2 separate regions of the Homo sapiens genome follow, and region 1 is linked to region 2. A link is a loop called in an ENCODE intact Hi-C map of the cell type or tissue named here. Cell type or tissue: MCF 10A. All regions are shown on one strand. Links, peaks and the distances in the headings refer to the core of each region. The heading gives the core; the rest is flanking DNA. Region 1 overlaps MMP20 (matrix metallopeptidase 20). Region 2 has its middle 53 kb from the start of CEP126.

The links. Peaks named below come from ENCODE experiments on the same cell type or tissue, not always from the same donor. Only the 100,000 strongest peaks of a DNase experiment are listed, where the experiment ranks them.
Region 1: a loop joins it to region 2, with 19 times the contacts of the local background. A loop is called at or near these places in 10 of 110 quality-filtered maps.

The regions. Positions count from the first base shown.
Region 1 is chr11:102,603,675-102,619,503 of GRCh38, forward strand. It overlaps MMP20 (matrix metallopeptidase 20), which reads right to left. Exons shown (of 10, transcript NM_004771.4): 2 at 13,138-13,385; 3 at 8,081-8,229; 4 at 6,231-6,356; 5 at 5,263-5,424; 6 at 2,861-3,002. Among named protein-coding and RNA genes, the nearest start is that of MMP20, 14 kb to the right of the region's middle. RefSeq lists enhancers at 11,636-12,137, 12,138-12,637. In MCF 10A, for the core only: a CTCF peak has its summit at 9,457; a DNase peak (open chromatin) is centred at 9,467.
Region 2 is chr11:101,854,041-101,869,869 of GRCh38, forward strand. No RefSeq gene overlaps it. Among named protein-coding and RNA genes, the nearest start is that of CEP126, 53 kb to the right of the region's middle. In MCF 10A, for the core only: CTCF peaks have their summits at 6,941 (motif pointing right) and 8,591 (motif pointing right); DNase peaks (open chromatin) are centred at 6,901 and 8,561.

The sequences.
Region 1 (15,829 bases), core at 4,693-12,692, 750 kb after region 2:
GGTGAGTTAGTGGCAAGTCCAGTGCTGGGACCACTCCTGACTCCCCATCCTGCTTATAGCTCGTTCTAGTTCTTTGGAATCATCTGCCCTACCCCAGTAGCTCATTGAATCTGAAATGGAAGAAGATGAGAAGGTGGTGACTAAGCAGATACGTACATTGTAGCAGGCCATCTCTCCTGCGGTCCCTCTGCTGATTTTTCATTTCTAGACGTCTCTTGCACCAATGTCTCACTTACTAGTCTGTTATCACCCTCAGTATTTATAATCAAGACTATGTCAAAAGATGTATTGACTTTAAGTAGTCATTAGTAATTGCTAAATGCTCACAGTTTGATAAACAGAGGTGTTTTTTTTTTTTGCTTTTTTTTAAGAAAACAATGATCATTGAATGAAATGGTATCATATGTCTGACTTCACCACCTCCTTTACCCCCACTGCAACCTCTGATATTTACCACAAGAATAAGCTACACCCTGCATGATGGCTAGCACCTCACTGCTTTATCACTGAATGAGTGCTACATGCTATTTCAGTGTCTGGGAGTGTGGAGCCTGACAATGATATCCCTTAGGTGAAGCCAAGTTTACTCAGATCTGTGCTCCAAGCTCCTCCTGCCCTGCCTGGTCTACCACTCCCGGGTCATTGCTTACCAATTCCATTTGGTGTACTTTTTGGTAATATTCAAGAAAAATGTCAATGGTCAGTGTCTTAAAAATAAAAAATCATCAGAAAATTAATAACACAAAAGAATAAATTGGGTTCTCTAAATACCTGAAGTTGTTTATAAGCCTCCCTGCCATTGTAAATATTTTTTGATTCCCACTCTTAAGAATAGTAACTGCCATTTATTGACACTATGTGTCTGGCACATTACTTGCTGGGGATCACCTCATCAGTAAGCAGTAGGGCCACCCACTGACTCTGCTGTGAAAGCCTGGGTTCCTGGGCTCAGCTCTAATTTGCCTTTGAAAAGTGAATGTCTGTCCATTGTCAAAGATTTAGTTCAAACTGTTTCTAATTTTTAAAAATTAGAAATAATCCAGTATGGGATTGATTAAGTAATGATATATCTATTCATTGGAATAACATATAATATATAAAGGATGAGAATTAAAATCCGTTGACAGGAAAAAATAAAATTTTGTGAGTGAAAAAGTTTATAAATCAACACCACTAGTAAAATCCTATTTTTTTAGAAATCATTGCGCCCTACTCCCATATGTACAATATCTAGCTCTCTATCCAGAGAAAACGTCAGGAGGGACATAAAACAATATGCTTAACAATGGGAATGCTCTGTGTTATGTGCCCTCCAAATTCCTATGCTGAAGCCTTTACCTTCAATGGGATGGTATTACCTTCAAGAAGTAATTAGGGTTAGTGCTGGAAGAGGACATTCCTGACTCATGAGGTCATGAGGGTGGGGGCCCCATGATGGGACTAGTGCACTTATAAGAAGAGAAACTGGAAATCTCAGTCCTCTCTCTCTGTACATGAAGGGATCATGAGAGCTCACAGCAAGATGGCGGCTGCCTACAAGCCAGGAAAAGAGGCCTTGGGGTGAAACTTACCTTGCAGTACCTTGATCTTGAACTTCTTACCCTCCAAAACTGTGAGGAATACATTTCTGTTGTCTAAGCCACCTGGTCTATGGTACTTGGTTATAGCAGCTCCTGCAGACTGATACACTCCAGGTGGTGGGATTCTGGGTAAATTTTGCTTTTTAAAAAATACTTTGTTACTTTCTCTCTGTGCTGAAGGAGCAAAAAGTATTCTTATAATAGTAGCTCAACAATATATCCCCAAAAGCATACAAGATAAGGAACATCACATTTCTCAAACGTCTGCTCCTCAGGGAACTCTCTCTAGATCTTCCCAGGTACTTGCTTCTTGTTTTGTTTCATGGGCCTAACTTTTAGAGCTCATGTCTCACTATCTTGCAGGGCTTTTGGAGTCCCCTACTCATACACCTTCTCATACATGAGACTACACTGCTTGAAAACCACAATGGGCTCCATAAACACTTTTGCAATAGTGAAGAAGAAGAAAAAATAATGCCACACATGAATGCTCCTGAGATGCCTCTGCCTATTCTGGTGTGATTGAATTCTGTCCCCAGCAAAGGGAGGAATGGGGTGAATGTTGCTATGTTTCTCTTTGCCTCCATGGAAAGAAGTATTTGGAGTAACCAGCATCATGGAGACAACAGCCTTACTCCCCAAGAAACCAGAGTTGGGGGAGAAGAGGGATCTGCCTTCTCTGTGAAAGGCCCGGAGGCACTGAAAAGGAGCAGTTTCGGAAGAATGCTGGCCTTGGAATTATCTACCCACCTATCTATCCATCTGATCATCCATCCATCCATCCATCCTTTTATCCAATCTCCTATCTGTCCATCTGTCCAGCTAGCCAACCCTCATTCACCAAATATTTATTGAGCATTTGCTATGCACACTCACTAGGGATAAAGTGGTAAACAAAATGGACATCAGATCAATTCAGGCTGGTGTCCTAGCTCAGCCATTTAACTGTCACCTTGGGAAACTTGCTTGCTGTCTTTGAGCTGCTTTCTTTATCTGCACATTAGGGATTCTAATCTCTACAGTGAAAAAGGTTACAATAAATATTGTCCATATATGGACATAACTTAGCACAGTAGCAAGACCACAGTAGGTGCACCACAAACAGTAGTTTTGGCAGTTCTCTATCTCCCCCAAAGACCCCTGCCTACCACCCTTCTGCTGCATAGGACAGCATTTCTGCATGATCTTCATACAAGGCAGCAACAAGGACCTGTGGGACGACGTTTGTCTGGGAGTGGAGATGAGGCCCAATGAGAGTCGGTGGCGTGTCTGAGGCTTACCGGTCCTTGAAGAGCAGGAGCTCCTTCCCCAGCATTGTCACAGCGTCAAAGGATGAGCTGGAGTCACAGAGGTCAGGGATGGATGGCTTGTGATGGGGGGCATGGGGCAGAGTGGGCTTCCCCAGGAATACTTTCCGAGGTCCTAGGATTCAAAATGAGTTGGTCAAAATGGTAACGGGAATTTGGAGTTCACACACTTCTGCTCTAGAGCCCCAGGGGAGGTTGTACACTTTCACGCTGGACATGTGATCATGATCATGGCTGTTGAGGGCAGGTATGGGTTTGAGTCCCGGCTCTCCTGGTTGCTGAGCTGTGTGATTTGAGGCACATTATTCAACTTTGCAAGCCTCAGCTTCCTCACTTGTTAAAAGGGAGGGATAATAATAGTACTCACCTCAGAAGGCTGTTGTGAGAATTAAATAATTCCTGTAAAGCAGGTAGCAGAGTGCTTGGCACATAGTAAGTCTTCTAAAGATTATTATTTTATTATAGAACTTCTTTGATATCTACAAGTGTTCCAAATTAGAAATGTAATTTAAAAATTGGCATGGATTGTTTGTTTGTAATTAAGTTCTTTTTTTCTCAATAAGAAAACTTTCTTGTGTGTTTTCCTATTATTTTCATAGACTCCTTGGCATCCTGCCCTGTGCTTTTGTCTTTTACTAGGCATCCAGGAAAAACTGAGCGAGTTCTTGTGAAACTGAAGTACACTGAAGGTGTTTGCTATTTAAAGGTATCTTCTGGTGGATCGTCTTGGAAAACATGGACCCAAATCTTGCGAGAGCTATCAGTGAGTCTCCTCTCCTGCTCTGCATCTCTCAGGACTGTGTCCCAGCTCCAGAAGAATGAGCCTGCACAGCTTGGACTGTCACCTCTGGCAGGTTCCTGCTCTTTGATGAAGCCTCGTCATAATTACAGGTGAGAGTCAGGGAAGGAATGAGGCACAGGGAAGGGAAAGGTTCAGGCCTCTGATAAGGGTCAGATGAGGTTTGAGGTCAGGGATGAAGTAGGGTTAGCATCAAGGCGAAGATCAGAGGCGGGGTGAGGCTTTGGGAGAATATCGAAGCTGGAAATTGGAGAGGGTCAGCAGCGGCAAGCGATCGGGTGGGTGATATGAATGCTCCCTTGTAACATAAACCCATGTTTTCACATTTTGTTCACCTGTGTCATAATAGCTGTGCCAAAATATGTGCTTTGCCTCCTGGCTGAGTGACAGTGGCCATCCGAAGGCAGTGACTTTCCAGGGCACAAGGACCTCCAAAGGCAAGTGTTTGAGCTCAGCCCTTCTCGGTGGCCCACAGGAATCGCTTCCCATTGGAACACTGCCACCAAGGCTCTGGAGCTGAGTTTGTGACATGGAGACATTCATGGCATTTTTCCTGTCCCTCAAGGGTCAGGCAGATCTGGTGCTTTCCCCCTCCTGGAAATGGATAGAGCTGGCTGAAAGCTTCTTGGGATGAAATTTGTCTTTTGTGCCTCAGGTGAAATCTGACTGATTTTGAATGGTGTGCCCATTTCTGGGCTTCCCACCCTCCAGATCCCCTGGGGCCAGATTCCTAGCACCCCAGGAAGCTGTTGGGGGATCTGGGTCTCTAGGCACTGAGAAGATGGGGAGAAGCTCTGATAATCAGAAGCCTAATAACCAGGTCTCCAGGGCTCAAAGGAAAAGCAATTTCCTAGATCTTTTTGCCTTTTATCCATTAAAGAAAAATTGTCAAGGTCTAAGGATGTTTCAAGATTCCTTCTGATGGATTAATTGGTTTGTTTTTCCCTTAAGGAAAATTGGATACAGAGTTTCTAATAATCCCTTATTACCTTTTGGAAGAATATTAATACTTGAGGTAACTTATCTTAGGATATCTTAGGATACTTACTGTCTTCAAACCTCAGCTTTCTCAGCTATCAAATGAGGAAAACACTTCACACCCCACAGGTTGGTTGTGAGGCTGGTGTAAGACTACACACATGAACCTGTTTTGTAAACTGCAGATTGGCTACATGACTGGGTGCAGAGTTATTTTAATCATGATTGCTATTTTTAGGGAGATAAGGTCACTTATCTGCAAATGGGTAAGCACCACATATATGAACTATAAACTATATCCATCCTCTCCCAATGTGTAAATTCTAACCTGCACTCAAAGGAAAAACATAAACCGACAAATGACTATATTTTCTAAGGCTATCCAGGACTAATATGCTGTAAAGGAAAGATGCAAAATTTAATCACACATCACACACATATTTATAACTAGCAAATCAGCTCTTCACAAGAAGGCATAGTTGGGGTTATGGTTTCTAGATTGATCTTTACCAATGCAGATAAAATGCACTTTCTTTAATTCGGAGACTGAATGCCTGCCAATTTCAGGGTGAGTCATCAAAGAAGGTAATAATCTTACCGTATAATGCCTGGATCCCTTTCACATCATCTTTGGGGAGGTGGAATCCATAGGGATTCTTGTACTTATAAGTTGGGTACATCAGTGCTGATGGGTCTGTGGAATGGGCCAGGCCCAGGGCATGGCCAAATTCATGAGCAGCAACGGTAAACAAATTAAAACCTAGACAATATGAGAGAGAAAAAAACAGTATCAACACAGGTTTTTGTTTTCTCCATCTTCCATCTTTATAGTATAATTTATGCCCACATTACAGTTAACCCATCTCCTTCTCCTAACTGGATTATTCAAAGGTTGGTAGGTTATTCTGGCACTTAGCTTTGGTGACTTTAATTCTTCCCCCCTTGGCTAGAAGGGGGTTGGGGGTGGGGGAGGACAGAAATGCACATCAATCCATTTTATTCATCATCAGTGATGTTTGGTAGACTGATAAAGCAGAGCCTTGGAACAAATAGTGGCAATGCTATTTGGCAATAATTCATAAATTTAGACCACAAATGCCTTAATAGTTCCCTGCTATTACAGCCTACACCTTTTGATCCACACGTTTCACACTGAAGATTTCCAGATGACCTGTATGATATTCTGGAAACTTTATTCCCATCCCCAACACACTTCTCAGGACAGTACTGATTCTCTTGGGTCATTTCTGAATGTAGCCCATTTCCAAGAATAAGTAAGAAATCATAAATACTAGGTTGTTGAAGGAAACGAGAGCAGTGCGTTGAGAAGGGGATGACTGGTTCTTCAGATGATATGCTATGAAACAGATCAGACAAGTCTACAACACAATTTGGGGTGGATTTTTTTCCCTTATGTGATCCCTTTTGGATTTTTGGCTTACTTGTTTTTCCTAGCCAGCCCCCCTAGTTAAAGGGTGGCTTGGGACGTTGAACCTCAAGGTTTCATGATGGAGCCCAGAAGAAGGTACAATATTTTCCAGGTTATGGTGAATTGTGCATATATACCATTCGTTCCCATAGTCCACTTCTCAGCATTGTCGAAATGTGTATCTCCTCCCAGGCCTTCTCCAGGAGCAAATGCATGGGCTAGAGTCCCCCGAGGCCCATCGAATGGATAGGAATCCCCGTGATCTAAACAAGTGGGGAGAAAGGCCAACAAGATTGAGTCCTTCTAGAAATTCTGAGGGGCGCATCATATTACAGAAAAGGGACATTTTGAGTAGCATTGACACTTAAATTCACTTTTCAGTATTTATTTGTTATAATGGGAAGTTCATTTGTCAATGAGTAACAGCCCATTGAAAAATAAAAAAGGCTAATTCATACTGCAAAGATAGTAAGCATTAGCAATAAAAAAACACCTGTTTTGGGTTATTGTTGCTATCATGACATCTGTTAACTGACACATAGGATACTGTGGACTTTGCATGTGCCACAGATTACAAAAGGAGAACGACTGGGGCGGGGCGGGGCGGCGGGGGGGCGGCATTCGATAGCAAAACCTACCCCACTGATTGGAATGTGAACCTGTTAGCAGAATGACCTTTCAAATTTGATTCAGCTGAGACAGTGATAGTGAATTGAACAAGTGTGTGCTTTCTGTTTCTATAGCACAATACAGTTTAAGGAAGTGTCAAAAATCTCTCTGTAATTTTGACATACTTTCATGTGGAAAACATATGAAAGTCATAAAGGTGTTTATAAAATCCTAACTTTTAAAGCTTTTTAAGTTTTTGTTTAATTATCTATTTTAACTAACAATTCATTACAAATTTAATAGAAGAGGAGGAGGAAGAACAAAATAAGGGATATAGTTTACCACTTAAAAAAATCTTAGTAAGGATACCCAGTTTTAGTTTGTTTTTTTTTTTTAAAAAGCCGACAGAACAAAGTTTTGGTATGGCATTTCTCAGGTTTCAGTGAAATGCAGTCTACTCAGGTGCACACACCGAGGACTTCATGCAATGGCAGCACAGTCCCTGGTTGGCTTGTGTATTAGGGGACAGACTGTAAGCTTGAAAGATCAAGAGAGAGCCAGACATTCATTCCTTGGCCTTCAAAGCTACCCCGAGTCACACTGCTTTCCCTGCCACTTCACCAGGGGTGGCCTTTCTCTTCTGGGAGGAATAGGACATAACCTGGGCCAGGTCACGCCCAGGGCCATTTCTAAAGGCTTTATTCTCAGGACTTGCTTGATCTTCTTTTTTCTAGCTCCTAAGCATGTTTTCCCCCCAGTGACATCAGATTAAAATTAAGATCTGGGCTTGAAATGACAAGGACACTAGAAATGTTATCTGAGGAGGGTGAGCAATGGAATGGAGAAGAAGTGGGAAAGTTGGAGGCAGACCTCTTGCATATCTCCCAGAAGGTGGTCTGCAAGTGTGGGCAAGACAGAAACGATACTTTCCTAACCATTGCTGCAGGGGGAAAGCTGCTTCAAGGTCACTGTGGAAGGTATTTGCTTCAGTGAGGATTCATGGTAGGATATCCTTGGCTAATATAGAAGGGGTTATATAAGTGATAAACACTATCATGGGAATGGATGAGGTCATGTGGCTAACGGGAAAGCAAAATCTGCAAGAATTTGTCCCCTAGTGGGGCAAAGTCATAATGAAAGTTTGTTACAGTGAATCTACTCTACAGCTGTGTCTGATGATGACAAGACATGCTAAGAACTCCTTTGGTTCTATTTTCTGGCCAGATGAAGATCATGGCTTTGCCATGGTCTTGGCCTTGGCCCATCACAGCACTGTGCGAAGGAGGAGTGTGTGATCACTCGAATTAAAGATGTAGAAGGAACAGTATTGGGACAACTCTCCTTTGAATTAGTAGATGGAATCCAAGTACCACAATACCTCCATTTTCAAAAGATATCATAATATCCGCTTCTCCTGAGTTTATTCTGACAAAGCTCAGAGGGACGGCGCTACTCCAGGCCTGCAAGGCCATCTCCACTGCTTTGTCCACCTCGACAGAACTCATGGAAGGTGTGTATTTAGATATTCTGTGAAAACGGAAGGAACATGTTTTCTTTTCAGTAACTGCTCCGAAGAAGGCAAGAATTATATGTTGTATTCAAAAAATGTTAAATGTAAATCTACAATTTAGATTTTTCTCTGAAATAATAATTCTTATTTTGCTTTATTATATGTTAAATTTCTGCATATGAAACAACAAGACAAATGAAAGGGAGAGATGAGAGACAGTTGGGATAATCCGGTACTGAAACCATTTAGCTTTCATTGTTATTATACTACCACCGACTTAAAAGAATAAAATTTGTGGCCGGGCGCAGTGGCTCACGCCTGTAATCCCAGCACTTTGGAAGGCTGAGGTGGGAGGATCACTTGAGGTCAAGAGTTCGAGATCAGCCTAGCCAAGATGGTGAAACCCCATCTCTACTAAAAATACAAAAATTAGCTGGGCGTGGTGGTGCAAACCTGTAGTCCCAGTTACTTGGGAGGCTGAGGCAGAAGAATCATTTGAACCTGGGAAGTGGAGGTTGCAGTGAGCCAAGATCGGGCGACTGCACTCCAGCCTGGGTGACACAGTGAGACTTCACTCAAAAATAATTAAATAAATAAATAAGATAAATAAAACTTGTGAAATGTTACAGGTAGTAAGTAGTCAATTTTTCTTAAAGTCGTTTTCATTGAGAGAGGACCTCTTTTTCCCCAAAGGGACTGGATGTTTTCAATTATAAAAAATAGAAATGTGGAGTTTTGAAGTTTTGCTAATTCTTATTCAAAGCTCCTCAGGATTTCCCCAGGGCTATTGGGGAAGGTTTTTTTTTCCCTCAGAATAATGCATTCTTTTCTTTTTTCTTTTTCTTTTCTTTCTTTTTTTTTTTTTTTGAGATGGAGTTTTGCTCTTGTCGCCCAGGCTGGAGTGCAATGGCATGATCTCTGCTCACTGCAACCACTGCCTCCCAGGTTCAATTGATTCTCCTGCCTCAGCCTCCTGAGTAGCTGGGATTATAGGTGCCCGCCACCACGCCGGGCTAATTTTTATATTTTTGGTGGAGACGGGGTTTCACCATGTTGGCCAGGCTGGTCTTGAACTGCTGACCTCAGGTGATCCGCCCTCCTCAGCCTCCCAAAGTGCTCGGATTACAGGCGTGAGCCACTGCCCCCAGCCCAAAATAATACATTCTTAAAGAGGAAGGGCTAGCTTTAAAAACGGAGGCTCACTGGAATTGAAAAAAGGGTGAGCCTTTCAGCAATTACTGGTGTGACGATGACACCTGAAGGCAGAAAAATGTAGTGCTTTTTGGACTGTGGGTGGAGTCAGAGTTGGTGATTGTTAGAACTTTCTGCTCTGAAGCCCAGGGTCTGGGGATTTCTGGCAGCACACAAAGGAAAGGCAGGGAGGGCAACTTCTACCCGAGACCTTGGGCTGGGCTGGAATATGATGCAAAGTGAGAAGCTGTGTCTGTGAGAGCCAACCCCATGAGCAGGGACCGGCCCTGCTTTCTCTCTCTCTCTCTAGCTCCTAGTTTAGTGCCTTGCACATAGCAGATGCTTAGCAATTGCTTGATAAATAAATGAATGAATTAAAGAATTAAAGCTAGCTGTTTTAGGGCCCACTCAGTGGCTCTCGAAGTTTAGGACCTGTGATAATTACCTAGGAAGCTTGTTAAAAATACAGGTATGATCCAGAAATCTGTGTTTTGAAAGGTATCTTAGGTTATTATAATGCAGATGGTGCAATTTCAATGAGAAACCAACAGCAGTAATCCTAGGGTCCCAAATGAAAGGACTGTGCCCACAGAAAGGATAGCAAATAGCTCAATTCAGGACTTGAGAGGGAAGGAACAAGGAGCTCTTTAACCCCAGGTTTGGGGCCAAAAGAAGAGAGCTATAGAATTGAAGGGGGATACCAGACAGACCCTTAAAGGGACTATTTAATGCTTTCAAAATATGCCAAGCCCACTGCATAATATGAGTCTGCAATTTATCACAACTAGGTGGACTTAGTACTTTGACATGCCCTCGCATTTTTGGTAAGTCAGCCATATCTTTGAGCTGACTTTGTGTGTTGGCCTGGAGAAGACAAGGAAGGAGAGAGGGATAGCACCAGAGAAGAAGAGAACATGGAAAAAGGGATCCCCGAATCAGGGTCTGGAGCTTGATAAAGCAATAGTAATACTAGCCAATATTCTTTGAAGTCACACTATGTGCTGTTGCTGTATGCACTTTTTAATGTGGCATTTATCTAATCCTCACTTCGACCCCTAAGAGGAAGATCATCATCATCATCTACATGTTATGATTAGTCAGGTTTGAGCCCAGTTCTGTCTGACTCCAAAGCTTATGCATATAAGCACTATGCTGTATTTTTTTTCCTTTTGTAATCCTCTGGGTTATGTTGTAAGAAGTTATTCTGAAAGTCAGTAGCTACACAGGCAGAGTACTGTGATAGCCTCTAGTGTCCTTTTTCATGGGGAGGCGATGGTAGAGTTATTGGGGAGCAAGAGTGGATAGGCAATGTGTGTGTTGAGGGGTTTTTAAGACTGCCCAGCTTATCACAAGAATATTATACTTCCCTAAGCATCACATTATCTTGACCCAGGCTTCTTGTCTTTGTTGTACATAGTCATGGACTAAAATTCCAGAACACAGTTTACTTTAAGAAAACTATGAAAAGACTCTGTCGATGCGTACACATTTTTCTTGTCTTATTCTTACTATTTCAGAATCACTTTTGTGTTCAACTCCTATGAGGTTTTTCTCCCCCAATTGCTTTGTTTTTTTGTTCAGCCTGCCACCTTATGGATTTATTGGCTGATAGCAGGTAACAAGTGGCCTAGGGGATTCATGACTGTTCCCTGGATTCTGGCCCCTCCTTTGATCAAATGGACTCACTGGTGTGCTGGAACAGGTTAACAAGTGGCTCTACAAGGAGAAAAAAAAAAACCCACTTGATTTGCATGACTTGCTGATTTCTGTGTTGTAAATATTCTCACTATGGCTAATTCAAGCTACCAACTTACCATCACTGAATGCCAGGTTGTGAAGAGATGAGCATGAATGAACCACTCAGATTATACAGATGTACATAGCCTCATGAACAGAGAAAATAATAAAATGTAGTGAAATAAGAGGCAATATGTTATTACCTTTATTTTTAATATAATTTAATATAATTTATTATATTAATGTAATTATTTAATATAATGTATTTAATATAATTTAATGTAATTTATTAAATAATTATACCTATTAAATAATATAACATATAATAATAAATAACGTATTTTATTTATTATTATAAAATAATGTTTTAATAATATATTATTAATAAATAGTATTTTATTTATTACTACAAAAATATATTTTAATAATAAATATAAATATGAAATAATATACTTATTTAATATAATTTATTTAATATAATATAATTTAATTTATTTAATGTAATGTAATATGATTTATTTAATAGTAAATTTACATAATTTAACAATGGCTGTCTTAGCAACCAGCTCACAAAATTCTTGGGAGCTTAACAAGTGGCTGCAAAATTCCTGACATTTTAAGGATTGGCTTCTGTGAGCTATTAGGCGGCAGCTCTACCATACCACTGCTTAGACTATTGCACGAGTCCAGCCTTTCCCCATCTCCAGTTATCATCTAGATGTGCTCATCCTAAAAGGGAAATCTGATCCTGGTCCTGGCCTGGCTCTCCACCGCCCTGGGGATAAAGTCCAAACTCCTTGACATCACGCTCTAGTTGCCCTTCAGGCTGCCCCTCCAGCTCATTTCCTGCCATTGCCCTTCCTGCACCCTCTGCTGCAGCCGCATGCACTAGGCACTTGTGGTGGGAATGCTGCCCATCAACATGCCAGTCTGTCCACTCTCTGCTGCTATATGCTTGGTCTGGTTTTCTCCTTAGAAAACTCCTTACATGTGCAAGGCCTGGGGCAGGACCACAAAGAGTGGAGTCCACTCTTCTTTTCTGACCTGCACCCATCTGTCATGCATGAGGCCCACGCAGGCAGGCACCATCCACCCCTACCTCAGGCTGAGGGGCAGGTACCATACATAGTTTGCCCTTGGTTGGACCAACCTGGGGAGGAAGTCTGCGCTGGCTCCCAGAATCAGGTCTGGCTGTGGGAGAGGGAATTCCAGACTCCGTACCCTGAGCACAGCAGGGAGGGACAGAGGTTCTGGTTGGGTGTGTCCCCTTGGTTTATAAGGGATGAAGCCAGAGGATTAGGGGAGGGAAGAAAGAGGGCAGGGAAGGAGTGAGGGGAGCTTGGGGCTAAGAGTGGAACTGCTTCTGCTTTGCCTTCGAATCAGGCTCAGATGTTACTGCTGGTCCCTGGGCCACTTGGTAGCTCTGTCCATGTGAACTGTGGTCCCACAGTTCACTGCTTAGAGCTATGCTTTTGCACTTTTCACACAGAGCTACAGCTGTCTGTTTGCATGTCTGTCTCTCCTTAAAGGACTGTGAGTTCCCTAAGGTCAAGAAAGTTGACCTGTTCACCTTTATAACCCTCAAATGGAATGCATTTCTTGAATCATCAATAAAAGATTTTTGGAATCAATGAAATAAATTACTTTATTAGTAGGTTATTTTTTTCTTTCTCATTAAGCAGGTTGTTTTAAGAAAACTGGTTTGTACTGCCAGGTCATTAATCCTAGACTAGATTAAAGATAATTGTGTTGTTTCTAGCTGGTAAAATTGTTTGGAATGCCTAAAATAGCCAGTCATTATGATAATCCTAAAACCGTATTTTCTGGTGAATTGCCCATTGTCATTGCCTGACGGATGGATGTAAAAAGTTCTTATTCTTATGGTTGTGAGGTGTCAGGATTTTTATACGGATGAGAAGGAAAATATTTTTTCAAGAAAAGGGAAAAAGAGAGAGGTGGTGTTTTTCTCTGAATTTGGAAAGACTTGATCTCATTACCTGTATGTCAAAGTATTTTTTTTCCATTTGGGTTCACCAGGGAAGAGGCGATAATTGGCCACATCAGGAACTCCACAGCGAGGCTTCTTGATCACGTTCATTGTGGTCTGGTCTAACTTCCCGGTGACTTGGAGGCCAAAGAACGCTTGTAGCTCCTTAATCTTCCTTATCATGGAATTGCTTCCTCTTGCAACCATCTCACCAATCTGGTGTCCTTCTTTATTTGTGTAATATTTGTCAAGATACGCCTGAAATGGAGAGGCAGGCTGACGCGTCTACAGCGTAGTCTGGGAAATACTCATGCTCAGGTAAGGCAGGGGACAGCATTCCTGATGTATTAAAAGCAGTGTGTAGAGTATTTTCCCATTTATGAAAAAAGTAGACATATTTGTTTACATAAAGCTTAGCTATACTCCAAATTATTAACGATGATTGGTTTTGGGTAGTGGGGATTATAGATTATTTAATTATTTCCTTTTGTCCACCTGCATTTTATAGTTTTTCTACAATGCAATGAATATAACAAATACGCCTTTTTGCTTCTAATTTTTTTAAAAGAAAAAAATTCAGGGAAGGAAGCTGATGTGAACATTATTTCCATGGATCACTTATTTGTCACTGAAGTTCTTTACCCAATTTGCAAAACAAAGGCTATCTGGTTTCTTTGGTAAACAGTTATTGGTATCATCTTTCCATTGTACATAATGCAAGATCAGTATGCTTTTAACTCTTAAAGGCATTGTATTCCAGCCTCTCACACTTTACAAAGGCAGAGGGTCCACCTTTTTTTCAGCTGAGGATTTTAATGAGTTCAGATGTGTTTAGTATGTGGGCTGGATTTTGTTTCCATGAGACAACTTTCCTAGGCAAGGCTCTTTGTCTCTTGAAGCAAATAAAATAAGCCATAAATTATAAGGCTTTCATTTGCACAAAAAGACATAAAGCCCCTCAGTATATATTGTTCAAAACACTTTTCTATGACTCAGGGCTGGGATTAGGGTAAAACGAGTGATGCAGGGGCATGCAAATACAGGGTTGAGGCCTGCCTTTGGCTCAGGAATTTCACCTACTCAGCTGATTTTAGGAAAATAACCAAAGAGCAGCTAAGGGTTCAGTCCTCCTTTCATGTCCATGGGGGAATTGGTCCCAGGACCTCTCTCAGATACCTAAATCCACAGATGCTCAAGTCTCTGATATAAAATGGCATAATATTTGCATACAACTTAAGTACAGCCTCCTGTATGCTTTAAATCATCTCTAAATTACTTATAATATGTACTATAATATAAATGCTATGTAAATAGTTGTTATACTGTATTGTTTAGGGAAAAGCTACAAAAAAAATGTCTGTTTTGAACATGTCTTCCCTGAAACAGATGCAACCGTCGATTTTTTCCTGAATATTTTCAATCCACAATTGTTTGATTCCATGTGTACAGATCCCATGGATACAGAGCACTGATTGTATTTAATTATATACAATTTTATATTTATATAGTATAGACATGTTTATTTATTAGATATAAATTACATATTATTAGCCTATATATTAACCATATATTACCACATATAAACTATGCAAATTGTTTACTTACATATTATACACACATATTTTTAACATATATATAAAGATAATAAGTAATTGGGAGTAACCTTAATGTCTGATGTCAGGGGATTTATTATATATATTATCCTATATTTATATGAGACAGTACTAGGCCTCTACTAAGATCAGTTTTGAAAAATAAATATTTAATGGTATGAAAGAATGCTCTTTATGTAATGGCAATATACTGAGAAAAGAAGAGGAGAAATCTTTATAAGGTTATAATAATAATTTTCTGAATAAATCATACATATACACGCATATACACACACGCACACACATACAATAATAAAAGGAAGTCTGCCTGAATATTAATGTTGATTATGTCTGGGTAATGAAATTACAGATGACTTAATTTATTCTTTATTCCTTCCTATATTCCAAAAGTTTTTACAATGAGCATGAACCATTACTGCTGGGGAAAAAATAAAAAGGAGTAAGTATCACTCATGTTTGGAGAGGGTACGCTATTTTTTCACTGCAGGATCAGCTGATCCTTTACTCCCTGCCCTTCCTGTGAGAGAAGATCGCTTTCCCCATTGTTGTCCCTTGTAAAAACCTTAGGTGAGATGAGAAGCCAAGAGGAGGAAAAGGGAGAGGGAACATGGGGTGCCCAGGCTCTGAAACCTAGCCTAGGTGTTCTGAAACAAAGCTGCGACTATTTGGTTCCATTCCGTCTCTAGTTAGACCACCTTAAGTATTGATGTTTCTCATCTTTTTTTTTTTGCAAATGAGGTTGATGGGATGAATTGTTCCTGTCTGTGCAAGTTGATGCTGTGATAATGCAATGCTTGTGGTAATGTCTGAATTATACTCCTCAGGGTTAAGCTCCATGTATAAGACCAGGTCCTCTGTGTCTCTGAGATCATTGATTTCAAATATTTTGTTCTCCTGTTAGGTTATGTATTACACTCTACATTCTAGTTTTTGTTTCACAAAATAGGTTATATAAGGGAAGATGCTCATGATAAATTAAGTGGAAAACATGTTTGCCGTGTTTACCACTGCTGTTACAACATGAGCCATGTTTATAAACATAAGTGGTATCTAGTCACACCATCCCAGTCATATCACCAGGGCTGAGAT
Region 2 (15,829 bases), core at 2,952-10,951:
GAAAACACTCTGCAAGATATTATCCAGGAGAACTCCCCCAATCTAGCAAGGCAGGCCAACATCCAGATTCAGGAAATATAGAGAACGCCACAAAGATACTCCTCAAGAAGAGCAACTCCAAGACACATAATTGTCAGATTCACCAAAGTTGAAATGAAGGAAAAAATGTTAAGGGCAGCCAGAGAGAAAGGTCGGGTTACCCACAAAGGGAAGCACATCAGACTAACAGGGGATCTCTCAGCAGAAACTCTACAAGCCAGAAGAGAGTAGGGGCCAATATTCAACATTCTTAAAGAAAAGAATTTTCAACCCAGAATTTCATATCCAGCCAAACTAAGCTTCATAAGTGAAGGAGAAATAAAATACTTTACAGACAAGCAAATGCTAAGAGATTTTGTCACCACCAGGCCTGCCCTAAAAAAGGTCCTGAAGGAAGCACTAAACATGGAAAGGAACAACCAGTACCAGCCACTGCAAAATCATGCCAAATTGTAAAGACTATCGAGGCTAGGAAGAAACTGCATCAACTAACGAGCAAAATAACCAGCTAACATCATAATGACAGGATCAAATTCACAAGTAAAAATATTAACTTTAAATGTAAATGGACTAAATGCTCCAATTAAAAGACACAGACTGGCAAATTGAATAAAGAGTCAAGACCCATCACTGTGCTGTATTCAGGAAACCCATCTGACGTGCAGAGACACACATAGGCTCAAAATAAAAGGATGGAGGAAGATCTACCAAGCAAATGGAAAACAAAAAAAGGCAGGGGTTGCAATCCTAGTCTCTGATAAAACAGACTTTAAACCAACAAAGATCAAAAGAGACAAAGAAGGCCATTACATAATGGTAAAGGGATCAATTCAACAAGAAGAGCTAACTATCCTACATATATATGCACCCAGTACAGGAGCAGCCAGATTCATAAAGCAAGTCCTGAGTGACCTACAAAGACACTTAGACTCCCACACAATAATAATGGGAGATTTTAACACCCCACTGTCAATATTACACAGATCAACGAGACAGAAAGTTCACAAGGATATCCAGGAATTGAACTCAGCTCTGCACCAAGCGGACCTAATAGACATCTACAGAACTCTTCACCCCAAATCAACAGAATATACATTTTTTTCAGCACCACACCACACCTATTCCAAAATTGACCACATAGTTGGAAGTAAAGCTCTCCTCAGCAAATGTAAAAGAACAGAAATTATAACAAACTGTCTCTCAGACGACAGTGAAATCAAACTAGAACTCAGGATTAAGAAACTCACTCAAAACTGCTCAACTACATGGAAACTGAACAACCTGCTCCTGAATGACTAATGGCTACATAAGGAAATGAAGGCAGAAATAAAGATGTTCTTTGATACCAACAAGAACAAAGACACAACATACCAGAATCTCTGGGACACATTCAAAGCAGTGTGTAGAGGGAAATTTATAGCACTAAATGCCCACAAGAGAAAGCAGGAAGGATCCAAAATTAACACCCTAACATCACAATTAAAAGAACTAGAAAAGCAAGAGCAAACACATTCAAAAGCTAGCAGAAGGCAAGAAATAACTAAGATCAGAGCAGAACTGAAGGAAATAGAGACACAAAAAACCCTTCAAAAAAATCAATGAATCCAGGAGCTGGTTTTTTGAAAGGATCAACAAAATTGATATACCACTAGCAAGACTAATAAAGAAGAAAAGAGAGAAGAATCAAATAGACGCAATAAAAAATGATAAAGGGGATATCACCACCAATCCCACAGAAATACAAACTACCATCAGAGAATACTACGAACACCTCTACACAAATAAACTAGAAAATCTAGAAGAAATGGATAAATTCCTCAACACATACACCCTCCCAAGACTAAACAAGGAAGAAGTTGAATCTCTGAATAGACCAATAACAGGATCTGAAATTGTGGCAATAATCAATAGCTTACCAACCAAAAAGAGTCCAGGACCAGATGGATTCACAGCTGAATTCTACCAGAGGTACAAGGAGGAACTGGTACCATTCCTTCTGAAACTATTTCAATCAATAGAAAAAGAGGGAATCCTCCCTAACTCATTTTATGAGGCCAGCATCATCCTGATACCAAAGCCAGGCAGAGACACAACCAAAAAAGAGAATTTTAGACCAATATCCTTGATGAATATTGATGCAAAAATCCTCAATAAAATACTGGCAAACAGAATCCAGCAGCACATCAAAAAGCTTATCCACCATGATCAAGTGGGCTTCATCCCTGGGATGCAAAGCTGGTTCAATATACGCAAATCAATAAACGTAACCCAGCATATAAACAGAACCAAAGACCAAAACCACATGATTATCTCAATAGATGCAGAAAAGGCCTTGACAAAATTCAACAACGCTTCATGCTAAAAACTCTCAATAAATTAGGTATTGATGGGACGTATCTCAAAATAATAAGAGCTATCTATGACAAACCCACAGCCAATATCATACTGAATGGGCAAAAACTGGAAGCATTCCCTTTGAAAACTGGCACAAGACAGGGATGCCCTCTCTCACCACTCCTATTCAACATAGTGTTGGAAGTTCTGGCCAGGGCAATTAGGCAGGAGAAGGAAATAAAGGGTATTCAATTAGGAAAAGAGGAAGTCAAATTGTCCCTGTTTGAAGATGACATGATTGGATATCTAGAAAACCCCACTGTCTCAGCCCAAAATCTCCTTAAGCTGATAAGCAACTTCAGCAAAGTCTCAGGATACAAAATCAATGTACAAAAATCACAAGCATTCTTATACATCAATAACAGACAAACAGAGAGCCAAATCATGAGTGAACTCCCATTCACAATTGCTTCAAAGAGAATAAAATACCTAGGAATCCATCTTAAAAGGGACGTGAAGGACCTCTTCAAGGAGAACTAAAAACCACTGCTCAATGAAATAAAAGAGGATACAAACAAATGGAAGAACATTCCATGCTCATGGGTAGGAAGAATCAATATTGTGAAAATGGCCATACTGCCCAAGGTAATTTATAGATTCAATGCCATCCCCATCAAGCTACCAATGACTTTCTTCACAGAATTGGAAAAAACTACTTTAAAGTTCATATGGAACCAAAAAAGAGCCAGCATCGCCAAGTCAATCCTAAGCCAAAAGAACAAAGCTGGAGGCATCATACTACCTGACTTCAAACTATACTACAAGTCTACAGTAACCAAAACAGCATGGTACTGGTACCAAAACAGAGATATAGATCAATGGAACAGAACAGAGCCCTCAGAAATAACGCCACTTATCTACAACTATCTGATCTTTGACAAACCTGAGAAAAACAAGCAATGGGGAAAGGATTCCCCATTGAATAAATGGTGCTGAGAAAACTGGCTAGCCATATGTAGAAAGCTGAAACTGGATCCCTTCCTTACACCTTATACAAAAATTAATTCAAGATGGATTAAAGACTTAAACGTTAGACCTAAAACCATAAAAACCCTAGAAGAATACCTAGGCATTACCATTCAGGACATAGGCATGGGCAAGGACTTCATGTCTAAAACACCAAAAGCAATGGCAACAAAAGCCAAAATTGACAAATGGGATCTAATTAAACTAAAGAGATTCTGCACAGCAAAAGAAACTACCATCACAGTGAACAGGCAACCTACAAAATGGGAGAAAATTTTTGCAACCTACTCATCTGACAAAGGGCTAATATCCAGAATCTACAATGAACTCAAACAAATTTACAAGAAAAAAGCAAACAACCCCATCAAAAACTGTGTGAAGGACATGAACAGACACTTCTCAAAAGAAGACATTTATGCAGCCAAAAGACACATGAAAAAATGCTCACCATCATTGGCCATCAGAGAAATGCAAATCAAAACCACAATGAGATACCATCTCACACCAGTTAGAATGGCGATCATTAAACAGTCAGGAAACAACAGGTGCTGGAGAGGATGTGGAGAAATAGGAACATTTTTACACTGTTGGTGGGACTGTAAACTAGTTCAAGCATTGTGGAAGTCAGTGTGGCGATTCCTCAGGGATCTAGAACTAGAAATACCATTTGACCCAGCCATCCCATTACTGGGTATATACCCAAAGGACTATAAATCATGCTGCTATAAAGACACATGCACAGGTATGTTTATTGCAGCTCTATTCACAATAGCAAAGACTTGGAACCAACCCAAATGTCCATCAATGATAGACTGCATTAAGAAAATGTGGCACATATACACCATGGAATACTATGCAGCCATAAAAAATGATGAGTTCATGTCCTTTGTAGGGACATGGATGAAATTGGAAATCATCATTCTCAGTAAACTATCACAAGAACAAAAAACCAAACACCGCATATTCTCACTCATAGGTGGGAACTGAACAATGAGAACACATGGACACAGGAAGGGGAACATCACACTCTGGGGACTGTTGTGGGGTGGGGGGCGGGGGGAGGGATAGCATTAGGAGACATACCTAATGCTGTACAGCACACCAGCATGGAACATGTATACATATGTAACTAACCTGCACATTGTGCACATGTACCCTAAAACTTAAAGTATAATAATAATAATAAAAAAGAAAAAAGAAAATGACCACTGAGTTTGTCCATGAAGCAAATGGATCTGCTGTAAACTGGGCCTTGTCCAGGACTCAATTTGTTACCTGGCATCCCTTTTCCATGAAAATGCTTTGGTTCTCTGGGTATTAATGTCATGTCAGACTCCGTGTTCAAGAGTCCTCCACCTATTTGTGTATTCTGCTTTCCCCACTATACAGTTAGCTGAAATAGCCATAGGGGATCATTACCACATACATTTTCCATGCTGCTATAGAGTCCCTTCCTGAGAACTCAGTTACCTTTCAATGTATTCTGAGATCTGACCTGACTCAGGTTTGGATATTGGGCAAGAGATTGTGACTTTTTTTAAACTGGGAACAACCATTCTCAGCTTCCAGATCTTCTGCCCTTGATTTGATTTGTCCTTGATTTGGTTGCTTAAGTACTTTCCTTGTTGGCCACCATGTTTTATTGATCTTTATAACTTTCTGTGAAGAAAGGCGGACTGCCATCCCATTCTTACAAGTCATTATGATAATGACAATGCTCTAGCTTCTGATGAGTAAGTGCTAGGATCTGGCCTCTATTTTATTCAAGGTCCTATCATTCCTATTGCTATCAGAAAGCCAAGTTCTATGACTGCCTCTCCTACAGAGGAGAATCATTACTGAACATTTTAGTGATTCCAGTGCCCTTCTCAAGGTGTTTTTTTTTTTTTTCATAAGACCTTTGTAAATGGTGTGGGCTCTGGGCCTTCCCATAGAATGTAATTATCAAGTGTGTCTTCCAGCCATATGTAGTGGATTCAGGACATCAATCCTATGTCGTTGAGCCTTTCAATCCCTCCCTCTACTGTCTACCACAATAATTATGGCATTTCAATTTCACTCAGCCTGAGCCATTCTATTTTTCATGCTTCTAGAACTCATTCTAGTAGCAGGATTGTCCTATCTCCTAGTATCCTTGCCAGTGTCCTAAATCCTTTATCTCAGGAGATTACTACCAAATCAAACTCTTTATTAATTAACTATATATATTAGAGTGATGATCTAGCATGCTGAGAAGCCAGTCCCAATCATACTCCCCCAGCTCCTGCTGTATACTTCTGCAGGTCTTTGGAGTAGAGTTCCATTCCTCCTTCCTCAGGTGTAGCACCTTTCAGGCCCATCACCTCTCAAATTGGATTATGCTGTCACTTGGCCATAATTATAGGGCTAGTAGCCAGGAGAGAGTAGGTCCTGAGACAGGCATGTGTCACTCACTTTGCAGAAGAGATTCCTATGCATTATCTTTCAGCCCAAAGAGGTATTTGCTGTTAATAGGAAGAGTTGAGGGCCATTTCTGAATGCTAAGAAAGTTCAGGAGAGTCTGGGAAGCCAAACTTTGGGATGCAGCCACCCAGATGTCCTCATCCTACGTGTCAGGGCCCCAGATTATCCTAATCAGAGCCCCAAATTTGATGTAACAGATCTGTTTTGTGGGACATTTAACTATATTTGACATTCTATCATTTCAACTCTTAAATGGGCTTGGTCCTCATTTTTATATGTCTCCCTGGTGCAGGAGATAAAAAGTTTTTTTGTATACAAAGAACCCCTCTTGCTTACTTTCCTAATTTTTAATTGCCTGCTCGTTATCTTTCTGTGGCACAGAAGCTCTTAAGGACATCCATCCAATTTATTCTTTCTTATAGTTTCTCTTTCCTCTGTGTGTCCCAAATACTTGAAATATTGTACCCACCAATGCTTTCTCTACCCATGGTAGACACTAGACCAACACAATATATCACCAGTGAAAGCTGTATCTGCTCCTCCCACCAATAGTGATAGGGTCCTCAGTTCCAGCTGAGCGGTAAGTAATCCAGCTCCAAAACCCTATCATATCACCTACTTTTTCAGTCCATACCACCTCTGGTACCAATTGCTACAGGTTGAGTTCTCCAGAAGCTACTCTGAGACCAAATCAGGGTGCAGGATTTTTTTTTTTTTTTTTTTTGGAATTAATATTAATCCAACAAGAAGGGGGAGGAAGCAGACTTGAGCAGAAGAAGTCAAACTACAATGCAACAATCTCCTAACCAAACAGAAGGAACGCTCAACAGTCAGTTACACACCACAGTTGTCCTGCTTCAGGCTTCAATGGCCAGGCTTTTTAACCCTACGCTACTTAATTACTGGGTATGGGTTTCCCCAGCAAGAGGGTGTCATTGGACGAGGAATCTTTCTACCAGGGAGGCTGACCTTAAAGGAGCTGACAGCCAGAAGTGCTCTGCACTCCCCACAGCCAGGCTCCACTTACATGAAGTGAGCTGGGTGGCACATCTCTATATCTACCACTTGGTGGCAGTAGTGAAAGGACTGAGATGAGGTTATAAAATGAAAATTCATCTGCCAAAACGATTGCAGGATATTGCTATTTGGAATCAGCAAAATATGAGGAAGATGTACCGGACTCGATTGGAAAATGTGAGGCTGCTAGACCGAGCAAGTACTAAATTTTAGCTCGAGCTTTATTTAGTAATATGGGTATAATTACCAGATTATGGATTCAACTATAAAAGCTGAAGCAGCTGGAAGTTGCTTTTGTGTTTCTCATCTAATTTGATAAAAACTTGAACTCAAAGGTGGTCCAAGCTAGATTTTGGCCTCTATACTGTAAACAAAGAATTTCTGTCAACTAAGTACTTCACGAGATAGAAATTCTAGTATGTATTTACCACATAGCAACCAGATAATCACCACCAACCTTCAACTATATCCTATTAAAGGATGCAGAAGGCACACTCTCCCCATCAAGACATAGGAGAGGAGTGTGCCAACAGCTATGAAGTGCTAGAGTAGTTGTTCTCTATATAGCACAATGCTGGTGAAAAATGCTAAAGATTAAATGGCCTCCCTCAATTCAATAGTGTATTAGGTCATTCTCACAATGCTATAAAGAAGTGCCTGAGACTAGGTAATTTATAAAGAAAAAGGGTTTAATCAGCTCAGCTCTGCAAGCTATACAGGAAGCATGATACTGTCATCTCCTCAGCTTCTGAGGAGGCCTCAGGAAACTTACAATCATGGCAGAAGTCTCTCACTTATGAGTGAGAATATACGATGTTTGGTTTTCCATTTCTGAATTACTTCACTTAAAATAATAGTCTCCAACCCCATCCAGGTTGCAGCAAATGCCATTAATTCATTCCTTTTAGTGGCTGAGTAGTATTCCATTGAGTAATTAATAGAGGGAAAATTAAGCTGCAACATGGATTTGCTTTCATGTTAAGAAAGCTACTGCATTTCATCAGCATCTTTTGTCTCAGCAAATTCAACTCCAGCCTGGGTGACAAAACAAGACCCTGTCTCATAAGAAAAAGAAACCCAAGCTTATCTAAGCTAGATGGGGCATTTATTTTAGCAATACTGTCCATGAACTCTGAAGAGAGACACCAATGATCTCATGATGACTGGAATTCCTTCTGCCACCTTCAAGCAGAAAATTGAAAACTACAGTCTATGCACACACATGCACCCTAAGGGTCAGGCTTTGTCAGCGAGGTCCTATCAAAGAGGATGGGGGCATTGCCAGGAGATACCCCTAATAAATCCATCCCCTAATACGTCCAGCCCTTAATGATGTCCTGGGATGGACTCTCCTTCACAGGCTCATACTTCAGTGTTTGTAAATATGTCATCATAACCCCACTCCAACTGGTAAAATAACTTCCCCACAGCAAATAAAGACACAGCCTAGACAAGTATTAGAAGCAACTCCGTTAGCACAAAGAAAACTTCTCACCAATCTCAAATTTTTCTGTAACTCTACATTCAAGATGCATTTTTACTGCAAAAACAAGTTCCTAAGAAGAACACAGGAATGAGGAAGGATACAAGACAAGCCAGGGGGGTGCAAGAGAAAAGAAAAACAAGTGTTATCCAGCTTGTGATGCAATCACAGGCCAAGCACCCATGGATGGAATCACTTAACAGGCTCTGGGGGAAAACAGACTGTCAGGTCCACTGTAGTGCCACTGGAGGGAGCAGGAGTGAAATAGTGACTGATATCTGTGCTAAATATACTGATGTTCTGAGATTATTGGGGTCAGGGGAGGAGATTGCAGAGAGAGAGAGGAGAAGATTGCATAAAACGGGACAATTAATAGATATGTATAGTGCACAGGCAAGTGGAGTGGTAGTACAAGAGCAAGGTAGCAGGCTCGTACAGTGAGGCTGTTTCTTGGGAAACTAGGGAGCAGCCCAAAGATAGTGGAATTACTAAGAATTCCATTGATATTTCCAATCAGCAATGGCCATTCAAGAGAAAATCCATGCAAAATTTGGGATCAAATGTTTCAGGCATTAAGGAAAGTTAGGGCGACTCATCCTTCCTTTCTCAGTTACGAAAAAAAACCCAACCTTAAATAGAGCAGACAATTTCCAGAATGGAATGCAAGGCCACTGTGAATTGGCTAGCCTCTATGCAAGCAAGGCCCTGCTTTAACGGTAGCTGTTAGTCCAGTTCTTTCCAGGCTGCTATTTTCCTTCTTAGTGACTTGATGTTACTTCTGAGTACATGTCTTGGGTCCTTACATCACATATTTTTTACTTCTAACCATAAATTCTAAAGGTGTGCTCACTAGAACGGGAGCCCTCTCTAGATCATTCTAAGCAAAGTTTGGAGAACTAGTTGCCTCCTTTCTTTGGGTTCACAGTTTCTATGCCTGTAATCAGTTGTCAGGATCCCTGTTGAGAATCTCCAGAATAAGTTTCTGCCTATACCCATGAATATTTATCAGCCTAATTCACCAGGAGGCTTAACCCAGAGCTTCTCCCTGACTTCTGGAAGCTCAAGGTTTTTTATACTACTTGTCACCAACACTGTGTTCCAGCATATTCCCAGATGATTAAAACTTCCAAAGCAGTAGACCTTTATTATTCCAAAAAGATTCCTCCATCAACATACCAAACTGATGAGGGATTGTAAAGTATACAGAGAGCCCCTTCTCCCACATTGAGGCACTTCTCCAGCAGGAAATAAGAATGTAGTTAGTCATAATAGAAGCTCATTAAACTTGACTAGGATTTTAACAGTTAGGGAAAGATGACAATCACTTAAAGTTCATTAAGATCCCATGTCAGTATAACCTTTAGTATAAAGCATGGCATGTTTTTGCCCACAAAATTTTTAATCTCAAATTAAATGAGACTTGACCCTTGATCTATGTTCCAATCCATAACAATATTTGGCATATGAGCAAAGGCCATATTAGTTTTAAAAAAAAACTAGTTTAATTATTATGAATTTTGTAATAATTATATTCTAACTCATAATGTAACCCCTATTTAGTGCAATTAGTAAGATTTGATTTCTAACAAAGCCTGATTCTACTAATATCAAAGATAAAACGTACTGGGAGATTGAATTAAAACTTCTACAAGGTGTTTTTCCACTGTACCTGATTCATCCAAAAATCCTCTCATCTATAAAAGAAATAAGAATACCGACCAACAAAAAAGTTGTCAGAATCAACTGTTGCAGAACTACAGAAATTAATCAAAGGCTTGCAACAATCTGGGAATAATTTATTTACCAAAAAAAAAGCTCAATCTTGGTAAGAAAAATAGGTTTATAGTTTTATAACTTCCCTTTTCCTATCTCCTCTCCCAGCTCAGTCACAGCCTCAAAAGTCAATAACCTACAATCACAGTGAAAACCAGCAGCCTGTCATACACTGAAGAAGGTGGAATGGGGTTGGAGCTTCTTTAAAGCACATTCACAGAAAATTGTTGTGATGTTAATTGCCTGTTGGTTCCCTAGAAGAGCCCACTGACAGGGTTGTCTTCATTTTTACCTTACTAAGAACTCTCCCTTGTGAAAAATTCTTTTCCCCAAAAGTGTTGAAAACAATAAGAGTCAATTGCATAATATTGCAGCTGCCTGAAGTGGTGGATAACAGTTATGGCTAACAACAGACTAATTAAAAAGCTTAAAGGGAAAGCTAGAGGATAAGCTGTCCATAGGAACCTTGAAAAGCTGTGACACATCCCTGAGACTATAGAAGCCACTTATGTGTGTAAAGCTGTGTGCATGTACAGGGCTCTGCATATGCTCAGGAAATACCTGATAACCCTCTAAACTCTCTCCTCTGGCTAGTCTGGAGGTTCTGCACAAACAGGAAGTGAAGGCTAAGGCAGAGTTGTCAACTACTCAGTTGCATGTCAAAGGCATGCCCCAAAACACACACAGAACCTCTTAGCAAAGATTAATTGATTCCAGATATTTAAGGAAATTTCTATCCAATCATGTGTTGGTCACTAAACTAACCATTCAGACATGTCAGTGGCCACACATGAGAAATAGAATTTTACAAAATTAGTTCCCAAAATTCACTAAACAAACAAACAACTAAAAACAGCAACAACAAACCCTGGAGAGTGGGAAAGAATCTGAATTCCAAAGTTGCCACACTGTGTTATCTTGAATGTCCAATATTCAACAAAAAATTAAAGTCATGCAAAGAAACAAGAAAGTAAGGCCCATACACAACACACACACACACACACACACACACACACACACACACACAAAGTCAATAGAAACTTTCCCTGAGGAAGAAAAAATATTGAACTTACTAGACAAAGACTTTACATCAACTACTTAAACATGTTCAAAGTACTAAAGGAAGCCATAGCTAAAGACCTACAGGGAAGTATGAAAATTATGTTTCATCCAATAAAAAATAAAAAGATAGAAATTATTTTTTGAAAAACCAAATATTAATTCAGAAGTTGAAAACTAACTGAAGTGAAAAATTCACTAGAGCTCAATAGCGGATTTGAGCCAGCAGAAGAAAGAATCTGCAAACGTCAAGATAAGTAGATTGAGATTATTCCGTATGAGAAAAGAAAAGAGAATAAACAAAAGGAATAGAGCCTCAGAGTCCTGTGGGACATCAGTAAATTACCAACATACACATAATGAAAATCCAAGAGAGGCTAGAAAGGAGCAGAAAAAATATTTTAAAAAATAATGACCAGCCCGGCATGGTGGCTCATGCCTGTAATCCCAGTAATCCCTCCCTCTGGGAGGCCAAGGCAGGCAGATCACTTGAGGTCAGGAGTTCGAGACCAGCCTGGCCAACATGGCGAAACCCCATCTCTACTAAAAATACTTAGCCAGGCCTGGTGGTGGGAGCTTGTAATCCCAGCTACTGGTGAGGCTGAAGCAGGAGAATTGCTTGAAACTGGAAGGTGGAGGTTGAAGTGAGCCAAGATCCTGCCACTGCACTCCAGCAGCTTGGGCAACAGAGTGAAACTCCATCTCAAAAAAGTAATAATGATGAGCAAAAACTTCCAAATTTAATTTTAAAATATTAATTTACATGTCCAAGAAGCTCAAGAAACTCCAACCAGGATACACTCAAAGACAATTAAAATATTCTAAAATTGGTTGTTGTGATAGTTGCACTTTAAATATACAAAAAGCTATTGAATTGTACTCTTTATATCTGTAAATTGAATGGTATGTTAATTATATCTCAATAAAGTTTTTAAAAAGAGAATGAGGTACCAATACATCCTTACAACATGGATGAACCTTTAAAACTTTGTTCTAAGTGAAAGAAGCCAGTCACAAAAAGCCACGTATCATATAGCCCACTCATATAAAATGTTCATAATAGGCAATTCCATAGACACAGAAACTAGATTTGCGCTTGCAGAAGTTGGAGGGAAGGGAGTTACTGACAATGGGTATGGGATTCCTTTAGGGAGTGATAAAAATATTCTGCAATTAAATAGTTGTGATGGATTCACAATCTTGTGAATATGCCAAAAATCACTGAACTACATACACTAAAAGGGTGAACTTTATGGTGTGTAAGTTATATCTCAATGTTTATAAAAGCAACACCCTCCTCCCCAGAAATTTCAGTAGTGAAAAGGTGTAAAACCATTGTAATGGTTGCACATGTTTATGCTGGAAAATTGGTAAACTGAAATGTTTCTTTAAAACACTTATACTTCATTGGGAGAGAGTTATTTCTTTGGAAAATGCCCTTTCTCTTTTTTCTATGAATAGTCAAAGTTTCAGGAAAAAGAACCAGTAATACACATGTATTTTAAAAGGTGTGACTAAGTGTCAGAGGGTAGATTGTGCAAGATAGGTACCTTAGAGCTTGACCAGGACAACTCTTTGCTAATCTTCAGGAATTCTTGGGACTCTGGCCCTGACTCAGCCAAGACAAGAATAGTGAGCTAATGATTAATGATGTGATGATTAAAGTTCAAATTCTCCTGGTGGCAGTCAGAACCAGTTTGTTTATTGATGGCTTATACCCAGTATAATCAGTTGGATATCCTGGCTTGGCTATGTGACCAAGAGGATATAAAAGACCCTGTTGGAAATGTTTAAGTACCTTTCCCAAAACAAAGATTTATCATCACACAATTCTTGGTAATTCAATTTGGAAACATTGCATATCCTGATGCAAATAAGAAAGACACTGGGGAGCTGCGCTTGGAAGTTTCTTGGACCTCTGATGCTTTCTTGCAATCTCTTGTTCCTGCTTTACTGTATCCTCTGCCTTTATTGAATATGCTCTTCGAGGCCTTGTTAGTCTTTCAATTATCCAGCCTAATGCAATCTCTTTTCATGAGTAATGCATTCCATACTGCAGATCTTTTTTATAAAAAGTAAAGGAGCAGCAATCTCAGTAATTATATTCAAATGAGACTCTCAAAACCCTGTGAGCAAATATAAGCAAAATTAGTCCCACCTGTGGGACAGCGCCAATATACCCAGCAGCTGTTCATGAGTAGAGATGGCAGAGAGAATACTGCCTGTTCCCAAACATAGAAATCCAATCTGGTTGTCCAACCCAAACCACGAAAATCGTTGCATTCCACAGACAAGGATACAAGAGTTATATTTGTGAAAAAGAAGCTTCTGCTGCTCAAGAACTTTCTCAATGATGCCTGAAATTGAGGGTCAAGAAACAAACCCCAGAATCTAGTAATCGACTCTTGAGTACCACCCCACCCCACATTATCTAGACCATAGGTCTAAGTCAGAGATTCTGATGATCTCCTCAGGTACTTTGGCAAATTCATCACAAATATCTCCTGTTAATATATGGGTAAAGAAATGTTTGGGGTTAATATGTGGGTAGAGAAATGTCGGGATGACCAGAGCCATCCTCATACATAGTCATATCTCTGTAGCACAAGTGTTCAAATTTCTCCAAATTCCACCACTAAAAAGATATCAGAGCCACATGGATCCATACCTTCATGGCTTAGATGTTTTCCCATGCTTTGCTTGAGCTCACACTATCAAGAAGGTACCAAGAGAAAGGCACCATTCTTTGAACTTAATCGCCAGACCCACTTCTTCTGGTTGCTATTTAACCAGACTGGTCATCCACTCTCATTTATTCTGTCATCCTTTCTACCCAAAGTATAACCAGTTGAACAGTGTGGATTGCCACCACCCTAGAGCATTTCAACAATATCCTGGCTCTAGGTTCTCTAATCTTCTTCCTAACAAAGACTACACAGGGGTTGTATTAGTCACTCACCTCCCTCCCACCCCTGGCCGTATTCTGTACTTCCCTACAAGGAGCTATTAAGCTTAAGACCCATGAATTCAGCCAGCAATTTGTCTTTCTCATTTGCTTATAAAATAAGCAAGGTTTACAAGGGAAACTCCTGAGGCAGGTCTTCTGAAGCTGGAAAATAATTTCAACCCCTACACACAAATTAAGCCAGAGAGAATTGAAGCTGATGAGGCATTTAAGTGGGCAATAAAAATCTGGAGTTGGTGGAGGGAGAACCACCTAAGGTGAGCTGAAATACGTAACACTTGCAAGAATCTCCCAGACAGGAACTCCGACTAGTCTAAGCAACCCTGTAAGACCTAAAACAAGTTTTCTTCCTCTCTTACTCCATTTGGGCTGTTATAATGAATTAACAAAAACTGGATAGTTTGGAAACATAAGAAATGTATTTCTCACAGTTCTGGAGCCTTGGAAGTCCAACATCTAGGCACATTCACTGTCTGATGAGGGCCCACATCCTGGATCACTTCTCATTGAAATCATTTCTTCCTACTCTGTCCTCACATGGTAGAAGAGGCAAAGGATCTCTCAGGCCTTTTTTATAAGGGCACTAATCCCATTCGTGGGGTCTCTACCTTTATGGCCTAATCACCTTCCAAAGACCTCACTTCCTCATACCATCATATTGGGGGTAGGATTTCAACATATGAATTTGGGGGAGACAAAAACATTCAGACCATAGCACTTCTTTTGTCAATACTTACTGACGAAGCCTAAGGAGTAATAAAGGAACAGAATCCCAAGATGGGGAATAAAAAGGGGAATCTACTAACTTTTCTCTCAAGGTGAAGTGTCTTTTAGAAAGGAAAAAAGGGGAGAAAAGTCCCTCAAAGATCTTCTTTGAAGACAAGGTTTAGAACTTAGCTCTTATATCCTGAGAACTTACTCCATCTCACCTAGAAAAATCAGGAAAAAGTGAGGAGAAAGAGAAAAAAAAAATCACAGTTTTAGTTTTCCACAAGCCTTGATGCAAGACACATCCAAATCAATCCTCTGCCCAAATAACTTCTAATCCATGCACTTCCTTTTTCCTTCGTTAGAGTTTGCTTAAAAACCTAGAAAATGTACCTGCTTGACCTGGCAAAGCAATGGGGGTGGTTCTAATTGGCTAACAGCCTAAAATACTTGATGGTGTCCCTGGACTAATTAATTTTATTAAACACATTTGAGCTGGATTCTAGTGAGTGTTGCTAAAAGGAGGGATTCATTTATTACTTCATTCAGCAAACAGTTGTATAATTTTAATGTGCATGGTGCTGTTCTAGGCACCTGGGATCAATTATGAAAAGTACAGAAAATCAGTATGTTCATGAACTTTATATTCCTTTGAGAAAGTGCACACAACAGGAGGTAAGCCTGATGATGGGTTTAGTATAATCAATTCTTATGAAAAGATAATGCCCATATTTAGGCTTGGGAAACACACAATCTTTCCTGTGTATGTTTCCCCTAGATTTCTAAATTTTCTCTTTTGTCTACCCAGTCTGGTGACACAGACTGTGTCCCCTCAACCATGTCCCCTCATCCAACTTTTGTCCTCTCAGCTCTGGGCTTTACATATTCAGGTCCATGTTCATAATCCTTGCAACTCCATGGGGTTGTGATGAAGGTCAAATGTTTTAATGGAAGGTGAAATTATTGTTATAATCTCTTATTGT